Regions from separate parts of the Homo sapiens genome. Here region 1 is linked to region 2. The links are chromatin loops, found by intact Hi-C in ENCODE. Cell type or tissue: Calu3. All regions are shown on one strand.

Region 1 (2,500 bases), 670 kb after region 2:
GGTGATCCTCTCTTAGAAAAAGAAATGATCTTGCACAGGCTCTCAGGCTTTTGTAATCAAGACTCCTTCCAGCCACAACACCTCTAATTACAGGGTTTTTGGCATCCTGATTGTCCCCCAATGTACTATGTGTAGGGGCACTGTGGGGGTGCCCTATAATTTGTCAAGCTTATTATCTTGCTCTGGCACACAGAATACACTGAATCAATTTTTAAGGTCTCTTTCAAAATGTGTCTACGTCATCTAAAACCCATAAATATTAAAATCATATGCACTAGAAACAGTTAAGATGTTTAAATTTTCCAGAACACAGAGACTTAGGAAACAGGCAAGACACAACATGAAAGCAAAAAAGGAAAGAGAATGTTACTTATTCTATTATCTGCCATGATGGGGAAAGGGGAGACAGAAAAACAACTTTCTCCTTATAAATCCCAGCTTTTGCTGCTGCCTTTACTATAAATATTGTTATTCAAAAGGTTTTCACCTCCTTCTTGGGAGGCTATTCAGTGAAGTATAAGATATAAAGAGCAATTTTATTGCCTAAATGAGAAGCTGGCCAAAGTGTAGTTTCCTCAGCTCCATGCTCAGAACATCTGATTCAGTAGGTTGAGTTGGGACTGATATACATTTTCATAAGCATGTGCAGTAATTCTGATGTAGCTCGTCTGTGGACCACAACTCAGGAACCCTAGTCTTTTAAATGTATATTTTTTTAATAACATGGTGCTCTAATTTGGAGCCCTCAGAAAGAAAGGAAAATAAAACAGCATAACCTGTGTCCTCCATGATAGTTTAGTGGGCTCTAGTATTAGTTTATTTCATGACATGTAATTGTTATTTTCATTTAATTTGCTGCACAATTACTTTTATGTATAATCCATGTTGAGATGTGAATAGGACAATTTACTTTATTTAAATACTTTCAGCATTGGCATACCTGAGGAGATAATAGACTATGAGTAGGGAAGACATGGGCTGATGTTCTACAGTGTTCCAGGGTCAGCCATTTTCTTGCTGCAAGCCGGAGAAGATCCACACTTCCTTCTATTCTATTGAGCCTTAGAGTGGCCACAAGGAGTATCAGTTGCTCCCTCCTTTGAAGGCTGGAGTCTGTGAAGGCAGTGTTCAAGTTCACTTGTTAACCCACATCGCCACCTACTGTCCACCCCCCATCCTTAATTAAGAAACTTTTGCCTGGGAGTTGGGCGGAGATTAGTGTGAGAGGCTACAGTATGAATGAAAAGTGAGATTGTGAATGCACCTCTATCGAGCCCTATTCAGAATGCTTGATTTGCAATAGTTTATTAAGAATTACAGCATTACTATCCTTAAATCTAAAGTCTCTCTCTCTTTCAGTCCAGAAGCAAATTACTTTTGGGTTAGAAATAGCAGCCAAGTTCCTGTTAAAATGAAAACAAACCTCTCTCCACCTTGTGTCTAAGGCCCTCTTTGTTGGCTTTAAAATGTTTATTGATTTGGGGATTTAATGTTGGATCCAACTGTGAATAGTGGCCACTTTGGGCCTGGTGAGTGATCCTGGAATTTGTCAAACAAGTTTATGGAAGGAAACCTGAAAATGCTTCACCCTAGTCCTTTGCCTCTTTATTTTTGTGGGTTTTTTTTTTTTCTCTTTGAGAATGTTTTCTATTTGAGTGGAGAATGCTCTCATATGGTACTTTTCTCTGATCCTTTTGGAAAGAGCAAGTGTCCTTTGAGAAATACTTGTTCTTGGTTGTTCCCTGCTCCCCACCCCCATGCCTGTCCCTGCCACTTCTAGAGCAGGTGGAAGTCGCCTGTGGGTTCTTCTGGTCTCAGGCTTTGACTGTTCCCCTCCACAAATTTGTTCTTAATTCGATTTTGTATTGAAGCACATCAGTTATTTGGGCTTCCATCTTTAGTGAAAAGCCACCTTTGCGTGTTGTTATGCCACATTACAGTGTTCCAGAAAACATATTGGTGTAGATGCAAAATCTTGCCTTCATAATTTTTAGCCTTATGTTGGATTAGAGAGCATATTTTCAAGTTGATCTCTTGGAACCTCAGCATGAATCTATATTAGAAGCCCAGAGAATGCTAAACAGAGTTTTCACTGAGCCATATTAGATAACAAATTATTTTACCTATAAATGAGATATTAATTATATAGATTAGATTTTTGTTATTAGATTATCAGCTATGGAGTGATCACCAAGGAGGATAAAATAGAAATAGTATAATCTTCTTTGCCCCCCTTTAACTCTACTATCTGTGGAATATACTGAACTTTTTACAACCAAGTCTTTAATGCTCTTTACTTTCCCTAGCAAATGTTCTTCCATTTAAAAAGTCTTTAAAATACTTCTTTATTTTAGCAGTGCTTCAGAAAATCTATCTTAGACCATTCTATGCTTTTAAATCTATGATAAGATTAATTAAGTAGGCTAACAACCTCACTTAAAAATATTACCTCGTTCTTGTAACATTAATTTCTACAGATTTTTTTATTGTGTAGAAGTAG
Region 2 (2,500 bases):
ACTGAAAAGTAGGCTAGTAATGATGGAAGTGCATATGTCCGTCTAGTCCCAGCCCAGATGCCACTTTAGTCCACCAAGCTTGCCTTGATATCCCCCACCTCCAAATCACAATTAATCACTTGCTTATCGACAATCCCATAGAGCTTCCTTTACATTGCTCTCATGATTATTTTCCCTTTGCTTTATAGAAACACATTTCTGTCCTCCTCCAATGCTTAGTGGAGTCCTTGGGGTTCAGACCTTGATAGATTCATTTTGTTTCTCATGAGCATGATGCCGGGTACATGTGCTATTAAAGTTTGCTGGGTCAGGAAAGTGCTAGGATGCTGCAAGAACATCCAGTAAAGGGCAGAAATATAAGAACTACCATCCTTGGCTGGAGGCAATAGAGTACTGTGGCTAACAGGCAGGCTCTGGAGTGGGATAGACTTGAGTTCAAATTCATTCTTAGCAGCTTCCAGCTGTGTAACCTTGGGCACCCTCTCTAAAGCTTCAACTTTTAAGACTGTGGAATGGATCTCAACTGTCAAATAGCACAAACCTCACTGGACTGAATGAGATGACCCACGTAGTGGCATATGGTAAGTGCTCAACAGCTATTAGTGGATTGGTGCTGGTCCAAGGGAGGACATGCCAGTGCAGCCCTTAAAAAGGGAGCTGGAGAAGAAAGGAGTTTGGGGCTGCATTTTCACATAAGGTGCCAGGGCCTGATGCTGAGCAAAACCTTTGTATTGGGTGCCACCGACTGTCATCTCTTGTTTAGGTTTGACTGGGGAAACGTTTCCACAGACATGAACTAGTTTGTCAAGGCTGGCAAGGGATTTTCAAGGGTTTAGGGGTGCAGTCTAGGCTCAGAGCTCAGAGTGCAAGCCACAAAAGAGAGCCATCTTCCTGAGTCACCAAAACACTTGATTCGGGCCTCTGACCCTTAGCTGGCAGCCCCTTAGGATAGGATGGGCTGTGCCTGGGTCTGTCTTTGCTGCTAGGGGCTCTGAGAGAGGAAGCCCCATTTGTCACTTTCATTTCTATGTCCCCAGCCCCTTGCAGTATGCTTCATCCTAAGCAGGCATTCAAAGTGCTTGTTGAAGGAATAGATTTGTGTCCTAGTTACAGCCCTGACTTCCACTAGATGCTCAAAGATTGCCCTGATTTTGCAAGGAAGAGCAACTACTCAGGGAAACTGAGGCACACTTGTAGGTTAGAGTCCCTCAGTCTGCAAGGAGACACACACATCCTCAGCAGTGGGGAAGTGGTTTGGTTACTGAAGCTGTAAATAAGAATTTTGTCTTTATATTAATTCCTACTCTGATTCTAGGGAAGAACTCTCCTCTCAGGCTGGAGTAAGGGGAGAACTGAGCTCAGACACTGCCTCTTAGTTGTGGGGGCTGCAAACTGCCCCTCCCTCATGATATCTTCTCAGCTGTTTGCAAAACAGTCAGGGAGGAGGTGAAGCCCTGAGCCAGGCGGCCTGTCTGTCTCTTTAAATGCTGGGGTCTGTGTGGGAGAGGGAGGGGCCGGCTCTGGAGTGCGTGAAATTCCTGGGCTCCTCCAGCAGTCTCAGGCTCAGCGCTCAGCCCTACACATCGCCTCTTGCATGCAACTCACAGAGAGGGAGAGGCAACCTGTCCTCCCCTCTCTCAGCCTCGGCATCTCCAGCCACCAAGGACCTGCTTTTCGCACCTCCAACAACCCCTCCCTTCTACCCTGCCACTCCCTCCCAGAGAGAAAGGAAAAGGAGAGAGAAAGATTCTGGAATTTGAACCTACCCAAAGAGGAAACATACCCAGCAAACTCAGTTGATTAAACATCAAACAGACATACAGACAGATCCCAAATCTTCTGTTCAACTGGAAAGGTAAGGTTTGCGGGGAAAGGAAGGCAGTCAGGGCATGAAACAACTCAAGGTTCTTGTCCGTTCTGGGAAGAGGTTGCTCCTGAGAGGGTAGAAGTTTTCAGTTGGGAGCAACCAACCTAGATTTTCTTTTTTGAATACTGTATCCATGAGCCTTGGCTGACTGTGGAAATGGCTTTTCAACTGCCTTTCTTTTCCTTCAGTTTCTCCTGGAAGTTGGGTCCTTTTCCTCCAGATGTTGGAAAAGTCAGAGAATGTTTTAGATTTTTATCTTCTTCTTCTTTTTTTTTTTTTTTTTTTGAGTCTTTCTCCTATTTGCTTGAATTGTTAGTCTGAAATGATGTGTGCTCATCACTTCATTTTGGGCAGATACTTTTTTTTTGACATTTTGTAGTCACTTCCCCCCTCATTTATTCATTTATTTATTTGGGCTGGTTAAAATGAGAAACAGAAAGGACACTCTGAGGATCACAAGAAAACAAAATTGAATTGAGACAGGGATTTCCCTAGCTGTTGAGGAATTGACGTGTATGTGAGTGTGTGTGTGCTTTTTTTTTTTTTTTTTGAGGGGGTGTGAGGAGGTGGTCCTAGAGTCTAAAAATTCAGGTTGGACTCCTGTCTTGTGAAGGTGGGCATACTTGGAGAAGG

Evidence for each region. Peaks named below come from ENCODE experiments on the same cell type or tissue, not always from the same donor. Only the 100,000 strongest peaks of a DNase experiment are listed, where the experiment ranks them.
Region 1: a loop joins it to region 2, with 7 times the contacts of the local background. A loop is called at or near these places in 3 of 110 quality-filtered maps.

Annotation. Positions count from the first base shown.
Region 1 is chr14:78,835,875-78,838,374 of GRCh38, forward strand. The region is part of intron 10 of NRXN3 (neurexin 3); the gene reads left to right. Among named protein-coding and RNA genes, the nearest start is that of NRXN3-AS2, 130 kb to the left of the region's middle. In Calu3, a CTCF peak has its summit at 1,132 (motif pointing left); a DNase peak (open chromatin) is centred at 1,147.
Region 2 is chr14:78,168,820-78,171,319 of GRCh38, forward strand. It overlaps NRXN3 (neurexin 3), which reads left to right and starts at 1,554. Exons shown (of 21, transcript NM_001330195.2): 1 at 1,554-1,855. In Calu3, no CTCF peak of the experiment used is centred here; a DNase peak (open chromatin) is centred at 1,552.